2 separate regions of the Homo sapiens genome follow, and region 1 is linked to region 2. Evidence: chromatin contacts called from ENCODE Hi-C or POLR2A ChIA-PET data. All regions are on one chromosome and are shown on one strand. Each heading gives the region's core, a stretch centred on a gene start or an enhancer-like site at or near the end of the contact. The rest is flanking DNA. Distances are from core to core; before and after follow the strand shown.

The links. Hi-C counts contacts between places; a loop is a spot of excess contacts on that map. ChIA-PET counts read pairs that join two places held with the same protein, here RNA polymerase II (POLR2A). Pooled maps may share reads with other maps.
Region 1: a loop to region 2 is called in a map of MCF 10A, with 4 times the contacts of the local background. The contact joins two enhancer-like sites. A Hi-C loop is called at or near these places in 1 of 168 maps with a recorded cell type or tissue (MCF 10A) and 4 of 50 pooled maps. POLR2A ChIA-PET finds 5 or more read pairs at or near these places in 2 of 52 experiments (MCF 10A and Panc1).

What each region holds. Positions count from the first base shown.
Region 1 is chr20:45,047,119-45,053,137 of GRCh38, forward strand. All of the region lies in intron 10 of STK4 (serine/threonine kinase 4), which reads left to right. Among named protein-coding and RNA genes, the nearest start is that of KCNS1, 51 kb to the right of the region's middle. RefSeq lists a silencer at 4,712-4,781. Within about 2 kb of position 2,998, at least 4 of the 41 ENCODE cell types and tissues checked have a DNase peak (open chromatin) inside an H3K27ac peak, as active enhancers do.
Region 2 is chr20:45,431,278-45,437,772 of GRCh38, forward strand. All of the region lies in intron 2 of LOC105372631 (a long non-coding RNA gene), which reads left to right. Among named protein-coding and RNA genes, the nearest start is that of MIR6812, 9.0 kb to the left of the region's middle. Within about 2 kb of position 2,159, at least 13 of the 41 ENCODE cell types and tissues checked have a DNase peak (open chromatin) inside an H3K27ac peak, as active enhancers do.

The DNA of each region.
Region 1 (6,019 bases), core at 1,748-4,247, 380 kb before region 2:
GACAAGGAAATGATGAAAATAGCAGTTATTGAATGCTTGTTGTGTGTTAGGTCCCTGTAAATGTTTTATACCATCTTCTTTTCATAATATCCTCACATGGTAGATCTTATAGATCTTATTCCCACTTATTTGACAGAGAGGCTTTGAGGCGCTAGGTGACAAGAGATGCTAGGTGACCTGTCCCACCCTTGGTGCATGATTAATAAAAGATAGACCATTATTTTTCTCAGAATAACGCACGTTTGTTTGTGTGAGAATGGTTATATATGTGCCGATGGTAAACATTCATCTAATTCAGATGCTGCATCTTTTCTTTCTCTAACATGTGCAGCCCTTAGCGAATTGCCATAGCATGCAGGTGCTCAGAATGTGTTATTTGATTATGTTATTTGGGCCCATTGTGCACTCTTTGGAAATCTTTTTAAATTTCTTCAGATTTTCTTTTTGTAATATCCATTCATCTATGTGTATAGGAATATGTTAATTGGACTATAATTTCATAGATGTGGAATTTAGATTTCTTCCCTGCTTCTTTGGTAAAACTGTAGTAAAAAACATTGATTGGAAATACAGTGTTGGGAATTCCCTTGATCGAATTGGATAAAGCATAAAGCATTTAGCAAAGTGCCTGGCATTCCTAATCTATTATTAATATGTGGGTTCCTTTTAGAGTGATGGCTTATTTATAGTGAAGAAGAGCAGTGGGTTGGGAATCAGGTCTCAGCTCTGACTGTAACTAGCTTTGTGTCCTTAAGTAAGCCACCTAACCTTTCTGGGACTCTGTTTCTTTGTCTGCTAAAGGTAAGATTAAGCCTTCAAGAGCCCTCAAACTCTCTTGGTCTTTGTTTGCCAATTTAAAAAATGCAGCTAATGCGTCTCTCTCATAGGGATCATGTGAGCCTAAAATAAAGAGCTTGTGTAAAGTGTGTAAAAGATGCTCAGTATATATAAGGTTCTTTTCCTGTTCTTTTAAAAGCAGAGAAATGCTTAGGACACCCAGGACGCCAACATGAGCATAGAAGGCAGTCTGATATACTGACCAAGAGCAGATAGACTTGGATCCATTGCTGGTTTCATTATTTATGGGACCAGTAACTCTAGGCTTCTCACCCAACCTAAAATGAAGATACTAATCATATTTACTTCTGAGTTATTGAGAAGATTAATTTAAAAATGCTTTTAAAGTGCTTAGCAGAGTATCTGACACAGAGTAGGCATTCAGTAAATTTTATTTACATGTGTAACACTTAGGGTGGGAGACATGGATGAACTACTGGAAAAGGGAAAGATACTGAGGTGGGCTGCCCTAAAAAAGGAAGGTAAGAGGAAGACCTACACTTATTTCACACTTTTGTTGCAGGCCCTGCTAGTTCACACATTGTTTGCTTTGTGATTTTTTTTTTTTGAGACGGAGTGTTGCTCTGTTGCCCAGGCTGGAGTGCAGTGGCGTGGTCTTGGCTCACTGCAACCTCTGCCTCCTGCGTTCAGGTGGTTCTCCTGCCTCAGCCTCCCGCCACCATGCCCGGCTAATTTTTGTATTTTTAGTAGAGACGGGGTTTCACCATGTTGGCCAGGCTGGCCTCGAACTCCTGACCTCAGGTGATCCATCCGCCTCGGCCTCCCAAAGTGCTGGAATTACAGGCGTGAGCCACCATGCCCAGCCATGATATTTATTTTATACCTAAGATGAGCTTAATTCTGTTATGACTTTCTTGTTCCTAGGGTGAGCTTAATTCTGTTATGACTTTCTTGTTCCTAGGGTTTAAATATCAAGGATACTCACTAAAACACTGATAGACCTTTTGTGTTTTCTCTGATTGCTTCCCTTCTGTGCCTGCCTGGAGGCTATAGGTCCTGGACAGTTCCCACATTGATGTTTTTTTTTTCAAAACAGTTTTTTCCTGATGGTACATTTGTTAATGTAAAATAGCTCAAGTAAATGTATGTGCGTATGTATGAAAGAGACAGAGAGAGACAGAGAGAGCTGTATGGGATCCATCAGCTGCCGAGGGTACCCTTTCATCAAGCAGAGTTCACATTGCAGAGCATTGGATCAGAGGGTGGCCAGCAGCTGGAGGGAGAGCAAACTTGAATCTACTTTATAGACCCACTAGTCACTTCCATTTGCCCTTTACTTAGGAGAAAATACACAGCAAAAACTGTTCTTTAGACATGGATGCATCTAGTTTAATAAATCTTAATGTAGTGCTATTAAAAATGAGGTAAAGTCAGGAAATTTTCTACCCCCTCCCAAGTGCTCTTATTCCTAGATATGCAGGACCAAGCATAAAGTTATTTTCACACATTGGGAAGAAATGTTCCATTCCAATTTCAAGTGGAGGTTTTCCACTTTTGGAAGTGCTGCTGAGACTGCAATTATAAACTACAACTATTCTTTTAAAACAGTTCCTGGGATGAATTAAGATCTTGCAGTAAAAATACCATATACAATCTGTCACATTATCTGTGGAACTCTTCCCTTTGCCAGCTTGGTCAGTGAGGGTAACAGCTGCCCAGAGTTCATTGCTAAACGGATGTTTAACAATGGTACTGTGAATTCAGCACTTCATATTAGAATAATGCTTGAGTTCCTGGTATTCGGTTAATGGAGTTTTACGTACAGTGATACAGAAAATATGTGATGCACAGGATTTCAGCTTTTTAAGAATTCTCACCACTTCTCCTCCCATCTCAATTTTGTTGTTGTGGAAAATGAAAATCCCACAGGAAAGCCAAGTGTAGTCCTCATTCCCTGACTTCTGGCTTTGTACTCCATCACTTTCCACTTCCTTCCCCTCCCCTCTCTACACTGTTCACCTGGGCCTAAACGTCTGAATGACTGCAGCCTCAAGGAAAGCTTCAAGTTAGACTAGATGACCTTTAAGGTTTTGTTAATCCTGAGAATCCGTTTGGCCACATCAATGAGCTCCTTTGTATCTACTCAAATGTGATAGAACAGACGAGCATTCAGAGTAAGGGGATCTTCCTAGGCTGGCTGCAGAGAGAACAGTCAGCAGTGCTCGTGCCATGGCTACAGATTACACATCTCACTCTGGGGGTGTGTGGGGACTGGGAAAGGGGGAGCCAGTTTGGCCTGTGGCACATGTAATTTTTATACTTTGAACTACTGAAATGGGTCTGAGTTCTCCAGCTCTTCACAGACCCCATCACTTCCTGTTTTTGTTTTATGAGCAGACTGTTGAGTTTATTTCTGTTGTCTTTGCCAGTCTCTCAAAACATTTGTGTTTGTGATCTCTGATTTAACCAGTCTCCAGCTGATGGTCATTTAGGTAGCCTTCAGCTTTTTAATATTAATAAATATTGCTTTAATAACATCTTTGCATGGTACGCCCTTAGAATTAATTCCTGCAGTAGAATTATTGGGTCAAACTGTTCACAAATTTGAAATTTTGATACATATTGTTAAATTTCCCTATCGTTTTTGGTATGTGAATTGTTGCTTTATATTATTTACTGAATTTTCCATGGAATTCTTATTTTCTTTATTGATTTTAAAGACTTCTTCAGCTATCAAGTCAGGTTATGAACCTTTTAACATATGTGGTAAAGATATTCTGCTAGAATATCTTTTAAAGCTTTGTATATGGTATCTAACTTCAGACATTTAAATTTTTATATATTTTGATTTATTAGCTTTTTCTTGTGGTTTCTGGAATTTTATGTCATCTTTGGGAAAGTTTTTCACATTCTAAGATTACAAAAATATTAACCCTTACTTTGTTTTAGAATGTTTTATTATTTTTTCTTTCTCAATATTTAATCTATCATGTATTTGTCTTGGTGTTAAGAGTAAGGTAGCAATCGAGCTTTATATTTTTCTAACAACCAAGGGTTTAAAAAATACATAATTAATTTAGAATTACCAAATCTTAATAGCTTATAGTACCTAAAAGTGGCTTGTTTTTACAGATAGAAACTTTCCACTTCAAACTCTGAGTTTTAATGTTTTTCGGCTTTTAAAACCTCTAGAAAGAAACTGTGAACAGAACACCGTATTGGTTTTGGCATTAACCTTAATGCATCTCAAATAGGCTGATTCTACAGAATTTGATCCAAAGTACTTCTATGTCTTGATCCTTTTTTTGCCAAGCAAAATTGATTGTTTCTAACCAAAAGGCCTTTAGTGCTAGACTGAAAGAAAAGTAAGGTGGTCCTTCTGTGCTGGTTGTATTTTATATAATTTGGCATCAAGTACAATGCTTTTTATTTTTCTCTTTAGTTTCTTTCTTTTCTCTAGCCTTTGATGGTCCAGGCCTCTTGTTGCTAGGGGGCTTTTTGGGAGACAAATTCAAATCCTTACTGTCTAGCTCATTGTTATTGTATCTTTTAGTGAGTTCCTTTTTTCATGGTAGTTCAATAAGTGGTTACCAGGGGTCTTTCTTTGACAGTTATTACTAGCTTCTCTTGTATAGTGGGATTTAGCTGTGGGTTGATTTGTTGTGCTGGTATGTTTTCAACTGCAGCGATGCATTGCTCTATCACATGGATTCTTTTTATAGCTTCATTAGAGGTGTTTTAGTTCCTCTTTTGAATATTTATCTGAGTATCTTAGTACCTTGGCAGTCACACTATCCTAAATTATTATAGTGCCTTCTAAAGTAGATTTTGTCATTGAGGCTTATGTTTAGGTCAGGCTTGCAGGCAGGGAGACAGATTATGCCATTGTGGTTGAGAGGCATATAGTGGTTAAAACCACTGGAGTTATTCTGTTAGGGCTCATAGCCTATCTTCTCCACCTATTATGCCACCTGTCTAACCCTTGATTGTCTTATCTGTCAAACATGGTAAAGTCATACCTCTTTCATAGGGCTGTCGTGAGTATCAAATGAGATGCAGGTTGCGTAATCCCAAATCCAAAAATCCAAAATCCAAAACACTTCTGGTCCCAGGCATCTTGGATAAGGGATACTAAACCTGTAATGCACGTAAAGCACCTTTAGGACAATGGTCCTTACTGCTGGCCTGCAATAAGCACTTAATAAATGTTATTATTTTCTTCTTTTTTGGTGTTGGTTTGCTCTTCTATAATGTTACAATGCTATTTTGTTAACCTTCTAGTTGTAAAAACACACTCATTATAGAAAGTTTAGAGACTGAAGAAAAGCTTAAAGAAGAAAATGTCTCTTACAACTCTTCCACCCCCCCCAGCAATAATAATTACATTTTAACATTTCCTTCCAGTTTTTTAATACTTAGATATTATTTTACACAGCTGAGATCATTCTGCATGCATAATAAATCTTGATTTTTTTTCACTTAACATATCTTAAACATTTTCTCATATCATTAAAAACACTTGTGAAATCATTTTTAAGGGTCACATAGTAGCCCATCACATTACATTCTTTTGATTGATTTAATCATCCTCTTTTTACTTGGCATTTAACATTTGGGGCTTTTTTGGTTGGAGTTGGGTTGTTTTCAGGTCGTTCTAATATATTAAGCCAGGCTTTTTTCTTGTCAACAGGAGGTTTGGGGATTGAGTCTTTGTGATTGTTTTTATTGTTGCATTTTTTTGCCTGTTGAGTGTGTGAATTAAGCTGGGGTTTTAACCATCAGCACCTGCGCTCTCAGACTCTTGCCACCACCTTTCTGGACAATCTCCATGCTCTGCTTTTTAAACTTTTTCTGATGAGTTTCTTTTCTTCTGTGCTAGAAGAAAGATGAATGGAGACTATGTTTGGTGTTTAGGTTTCTGACCCGGCAGTGCCATGTGAATGCCCAGTAGCTAGCCAAGGTCAACAGCACTGCCTGTTAATGGCTTTTTACTGAAGTAGTCCTGTCGAGCAGTTTCTGGTGAGAAGACTATCCTAAATTGTTCTTGACAGGGTACACTATTTTTGTTTCAACTTCTTATTTTTCCTGTAAAGCTTGGTTTAAAGTATGTTGAGACTGAATTTATTTGTGCTTTGGAATATAATGAGATTTTGTGCTCTTTTCTTTCAGAAAACTAGCCAAGAACAGCAGTCTGGAAAAGACATATGTATCCAAAATTGCC
Region 2 (6,495 bases), core at 909-3,408:
ACCACTGAACCCAGCCTAATGTCTTATTTTATTAAAGTTTTTGTTTTTTAAGCTGAAAGCCCTCCTATAAATTTTTCCTTTTATCAGATTTTCTGCTGAATTCAGTTATCTGTGTCTGTTTCTTTTCTCCAGCGTCCTTTCCTTTTTAATTTTCTTCTTTTTTTCCTTTCTTCCCTCCCTCCCTGCTTTATTTTCTTTCTTCCTTATAACTGTATGTAGTATGGTGCATAGCTACTCTGTCATTTCCCTTCATCTTCGTCAGGCTCAGTTTGGGCAACTCTGCCCTGTCCTTTCGCTTATTCTAATTGGTGTCAGTATATTCTCTTTGGTTTCCTTCTCACCATATCTGAGATCTATTGTTATTTCCATCCCTACCCCCCAAATTGCAGTCTGAAGTTTGCCTCTATACACTTCTGTGGAGCCTAAAGTCATGGGGTTGAGGGAAGAAAGGAATGCTATTGGAGATGTCTCTTGACTATGATGGGCAGCCTGGGCTCTGCTCTCTGGAGATTTTCTTAAATTCCTGGAACCACAGTTGGCTTCCTCTAGTGACGTGTTATTCCATTTTTGAGAAAGTTTCCCTGGAGCTTTGGATCAGCCAACCAATTAGAAATTTGAGCCTTGGGGAATGGCAAACCTTGGTGGGCTTTTTATCTCTGTGGAGACCCCAAGAGCTTGGGTGGGACTTGAATTTTCTGGGGATGCATCTTGACTTTTTGCATGCAGTTCTCTAACACTCCTCCCCAAAACTCATATTAAAATTTAATCCCTAATGTGGCAGTACTGAGAGGTGGGGTCTTTAAGAGGTGATTGGGTCATGAATGGATTAATCCATTCACAGATAAATGGATTAATGGATTATCATAGGAGTGGGACTGGTGACTTTATAAGAGGAAAACACATAGTTTAGCATGCTCAGCCCCCTCACCATGTGATGTCCTGAACTGCCTCAGGACTCTGCAGAGGGTCCCCACAACAAGAAGGCTTTCACCAGGTGCATCCCCTTGACCTTGGGCTTCCCAGCCTACAGAACTGTAAGAAATAAATTTGGTTTTTAATAAATTACCCAGTTTCAGGTATTCTGTTAAGACACAGGACAAGAAGGCTACTCAGTTGCAAGCAAGAGCCATTTCTTATGGAAAAGGAAGTGTGAGTCAGAGTGGAGCCAAGAACCTCTGGCAACAGGTGCACAATTCAATTTCAGAATTGCCGGGGCTCAGTGATTGCTCTGAACTTCCCCTTTTAAAACGGTAGTGAACATAGTGGTTTCCTGTGCCAATCTCGCCATTGCAGGTTGGGTGCATGTGAGGCAGAAAACATGTCTCTTTAGTTCACAGGTTTTCAGATGGAGAGAAACTCTACCCACGGAACAGAACCCAAGACGCCTCTTTGCAGCTGGACTTGATGTAGATAAGCTCCAGAAATTGGAGCTGAGTTTGATGTCAAAATAGGATGAGGTGTTTGTTTGTTTGTTTGTTTGTTTGTTTGGTTTTAAGACAAACTCACTCTGTCACCCAGGCTGGAGTGTAGTGGTGTGATCACGGCTCACTGCAGTTTTGACTTTCCAGGCTCAAGCAATCCTCCCACCTCAGCCTTTTGAGTAGCTGGGACTACTACAGGTTTGTGGCACCGTGATTGGCTAATTTTTTATTTTTTATAGAGATAGGGTCTTGCTATGTTGCCCAGGCTGGTCTCGAACTCCTGGATACAAGTGTTCCTCCCACCTCAGTCTCCCAAAGTGCTGGGATTACAGTCATGAACCACTGCATCTGGCCAAGATTTTTTTTTTTTTTTTTTTTTTTTTTTTTTTTAGTGGGAAGTAGGGCAGTGGGGGTAGGTGGGGACGGGTCTTGGAGGAAGTTATATTTTACATATAGGAAAATTTTAACTAATCTGTCTCAGTTTAAAAACATGTCTGCAATTTTTCTGGCACTTGTCCCATTGAGAATTGGGGTCAATCCCCTTTTTGAATCTGGGCTGACCTTGCCGACTCCATCATGATCAGTAGAATGCAGTGGAAGAGATACTGTGTGATTTCTGAGGCTAGGTCAAAAAAGGCTGTCCTTCCATCTTGCACTCTTGGGATGCTGGCTCTGGGTGATGCTGATGTCCATGTGAAAAGTCTGACTACCCAGAGGCCACTGCTGAAAAGAACACATGCAGTGGACACCGGCCAACAGTTCCAGCTGAGTTTAGCCTTTTAGTTTAGCCTTTCTGCCAAGGCCCTAGACATGTGATTGAAGCCATCCTGGGTCCTCCAGCCCAGCCCAGCCCAGCTGGGTACCACAGAATGACCTCAGACATGGCCACAAGGAGCAAAAGAATTCCCCAACTAAGCCCCGCCTGAATTCCAGACCTACAGAATCCACGTGCATCAGAAAAGAGTTGTTGTTTTGTGCCACTAAGTATGGATCCTGGTAGGCAACTCACTGGAACAACTGGTGAGAATTTTCAGGACTTTTGTATTATTTCCTCTTTCTCCTGCACCTCTTCTGGAACAGAGCAGTTGGGGATAGGACCATGACGAAACACATCAAGATATTCTATATTTTTCTGTTGCTACTGCTTTTTGAAGTTTATGGAATGAGGTTCTACTGTTTCCCATGGTGGTTTACTGCTGCTGATTTTTTTTTTTTTACCTGTTTTTTTTTTTTCTCCTATCCAATTCAATAGAAACCAGAGAATGAACATTCTATTGTGAAACTATCCTGCCATCTGCACTTTACTCAGTGATATGGTTTGGATTTGTGTTGCCACCCAAATCTCATGTCAAATTGTAATCCCCAATATTGGAGGTGGGGCCTGGTGGGAGCTGGTTGGATCATGGGGGTGGATTTCCCCCTTTCTGTTCTCCTGATAGTGAGATCTCATGATACTTGGTTGTTTAAAAGTGTGTGGCACCTCCCCCCTCTCTCTTTCGCCCACTCCTGCCATGTAAGACATGTCTGCTTCCCCTTTGCCTTCCACCATGATTGAAAGTTTCTTGAGGCCTCCCCAGCTATGCTACCTGTACAGCTGGCAGAACCGTGAGCCAATTAAACCTCTTCTTTATAAATTACCCAGTCTCGGGTAGTTGTTTTTTTTTTGAGACGGAGTTTTGCTGTTGTTGCCCAGGCTGGAGTGCAATGGCGCGATCTCAGCTCACCGCAACCTCCGCCTCCCGGGTTCAAGCGATTCTCCTGCCTCACCCTCCCAAGTAGCTGGGATTACAGGCATGCACCACCACCCTGGCTAGTTTTGTATTTTTTTTTTTAGTAGAGACAGGGTTTCTCCATGTTGGTCAGGCTGATCTTGAACTCCCGACCTCAGGTGATCCGCCCGCCCCGGTCTCCCAAAGTGCTGGGATTACAGGCATGAGCCACTGCACCCGGCCATTTTTTGTTTGTTTGTTTTGTTTTTTTGTGTTTTTTTTTGAGACACAGTTTCACTCTTGTTGCTCAGGCTGAAGTGTAATGGCGCGATCTCAGCTCACTGCAACCTCTAACTCCCGGGCTCAAGTGATTCTCTTGCTTCAGCCTCCAGAGTAGCTGGGATTACAGGCATGTGCCACCACACCCAGCTAATTTTGTATTTTTAGTAGATGTGGGGTTTTTCCATGTTGGTCAGGCTGGTCTCGAACACCCGACCTCAGGTGATCTGCCCTCCTCGGCCTCCCAAAGCGCTGAGATTACAGGCGTGAGCCACCACTCCTGGTGTCAGGTAGTTCTTTATAGCAGTGGGAGAATGGACTAATACACCCAGAAGTCTATGTTTTAAATGAAAACTTAATTTTAAATAGTACAAAAATATTTGTAAGGTTTTTTATTTTCTTAATCATAAAAAGAACATAAGAGATTAAATAGGTGATATTAAAGAAAGAAAAAGAACGCCCATGTTCTTACAACACTAATACAATACCTGTGAACATTTTGTTTCTCTTTCCCCTACATAGCATTATTTTTTGTCTGTTGATTGAATTCCCTCCCCTCCCAAAGTTTTTTTTTTTTTTTTTGTATTAAGCCAAACCACAAATAAGTATCATTTATGTTAGATGCCGTGCTAGGTGCTGCTGATACAACTGAGAATATGTCAGATACAGCCCCAGCCCTTTTTGATTTAGAGTCTAGCTGGTGAGGTCATTTACCAAATAATGATGCATAATCATTCCATAAATACAAATGATGGTGTTATGAAGATAAAAAGAGGGTGCTCAGAAAGAACTAAGGGGGTACAATTTATTTTATTTTAGAAATTCTTTTAGATTCAGAAAGTACGTGTGCAGGTTTGTTGCACGGGTGTATTGCATGATGCTGAGGTTTGGGCTTCCAACGATCCCGTCGCCCAAGCAGTGAATATAGTACCCAACAGGTAGTTTTTCAACTTTTGCTCTCCTCCATCCCCCCTTCTGGAATCCTTAGTGTTTATTGCTCACATCTTTGTGTCCTTGTGGGGATGCAATTTAGATTGAGGCTCAGGGACAGCTTCTGTGAGAAAGTGACCTTTAGGCTGAGCAGAAGGAGGTGGCAGGAATGTGGAGGGAAGACAATCCAGGTGACGGGAACAGCTCCGAGGTGGGGAAGAGCTCCCAGTGATGGAAGAGGCAGCTTTGTGGCCAGAGCTGGTCAGCATGGGAGAGAGTGACACAAGGGCCTGAAAGAGGACCCGTGTGGCCATGGTAAGCCCATTGGTGATGAAGCCAGGGGCACCAGGTGGACCTGGTAAAGGAGGACAGATTTCACATTCACAAGAATCAGAATCTACTGAACGCTTTTAGGCGGGTGGAGACACGATCAGCTTCATTCACTTCCTTCCCCCATACAGTATTTACTTTTCACTGAGGTGTGATATAATGTATCCAGAAAAAAGTGCAGAAATGTATAACCCAGTGAATTTTATAGAACATTACCAGCATCCTAAAAGCACCCCTTCCACTCATTCCCCTAGAGTAACCACTATCTTGACTTCCAACTATTTGCCTGTTTTTGTACTTTCCATGTAAACGCGGTCATCCAGCAGGTGCTGTTTTCTATCTGGGTTTTTAACTCAACGCTATGTTTATGATGTTCATCCGTTCATTACATGTAGTTGTAGATCATATTTCCTTCTTTAAAAGATCACACTGGCTGTAGCATGAAGAATGAGCAATTTCAAAATTAAGCAAAATATTAAACAGCTAAGAATGGAAATAAAATTCAAGTCAATTTCAAAAAGAAACACAGGGACAGATTTTGCCAGATACCTGGTACAGATTTTGCCAGACATATGGTACATTTTGTTCGTTACTATATCTCCAGAATTTTCCTACCTCTTTCTCCAAATAGAGAATATTTAAAAGTTTTCTTAAAAACCCTGATATATAACATTTGCAATGTTCTCTACAGTTTGCAAAGTGTTTTCCTAATGATTTTCTGCTTTGATCCTGCAAAATCTTATGAATGCCAGTACCATTTCCCTTTTACAGAAGAAGAAACTGGCTCAAGAAGATGAGACATGATGCTTTGTAGCCGAGGAATTGCCTCAGGTGTCACCATCCCCGTCCCTGCGAATTGGAATTTCAGGCGGGGGCGAGCTGCTGGCTCTGCCGGCAAACTCGCCTTATCCCACGCCGCCGAAGGGTCCAAGCTTTCCAGCTGCGTAACACGACCAGGCCCCGAGCGCTCTGGCCCGGGGGCAGATACTTTCGGTTTGCAGCTCTCAGGGCAGCGCTGCCCTGGGACGCCCAGTGGGTTTTCACGGCTCCCCTGGGTCTGGGATCAGGGCAGCTCCGCCTAAGGGCGCGGCCCAATCTGAGGGTTCGTCGCCCCCGCGTGGTCAGACGTGGGAATGGCAGCTTCTGAAGCTCTATGTGTGGTGCCTTTCTGGGGCTCACCAGGTGCCATGTTGCGTGGGACCATGAAACTGTGGTGGTCTTGTCTCTGCCACAAGATAATGTAGGCTTGGGCCTCAAGATAATGTCGGCATGGTGTCCCATCTTTGGCATGAGTCCTACCCTTTCCAAGTGCAGTGGTGGCTGATTCAGTGGTGGCTCCCAGGGATATGATAGGCAAAGGGGGTTCGGTCTCTGCTGTCTGAAATTAATCCTGGGCTCAAGAGAGAGGGGCGCAGGTGAGGCCTGGGGCTCTTCATGCCTGATTTCCCGCTACCCCTCTGGCTTCCTCCAATTCCTACATCCAAGTTAACTCTGAGACCTGTGGTTACCAAGAAGACAGTCGATGTGGGGGAAGGGCAAAACCAAGTACCTACTATAGCTACAAGGAATAATATAAAGGAATTGTTCCATTTTGTATATTGGTATCATCAGCTTCTTGAGAAGCCTTTTGGGTAATTTATTGTAAAAATCACTACTTTAAAGACAAAAATCCTTAATTTTAAATGCTACAAAATTTAAGAGCTCGTTTGAGTTGATGCAGGACCCACAGTTCCCTATAGGGCGATCACTGATGAGTGTATGTGAGCTAAACGCACAGGAGCTTATTCTCGAGAGTTCTCAGGAATTCTCCGGAATTATGAGAAGCA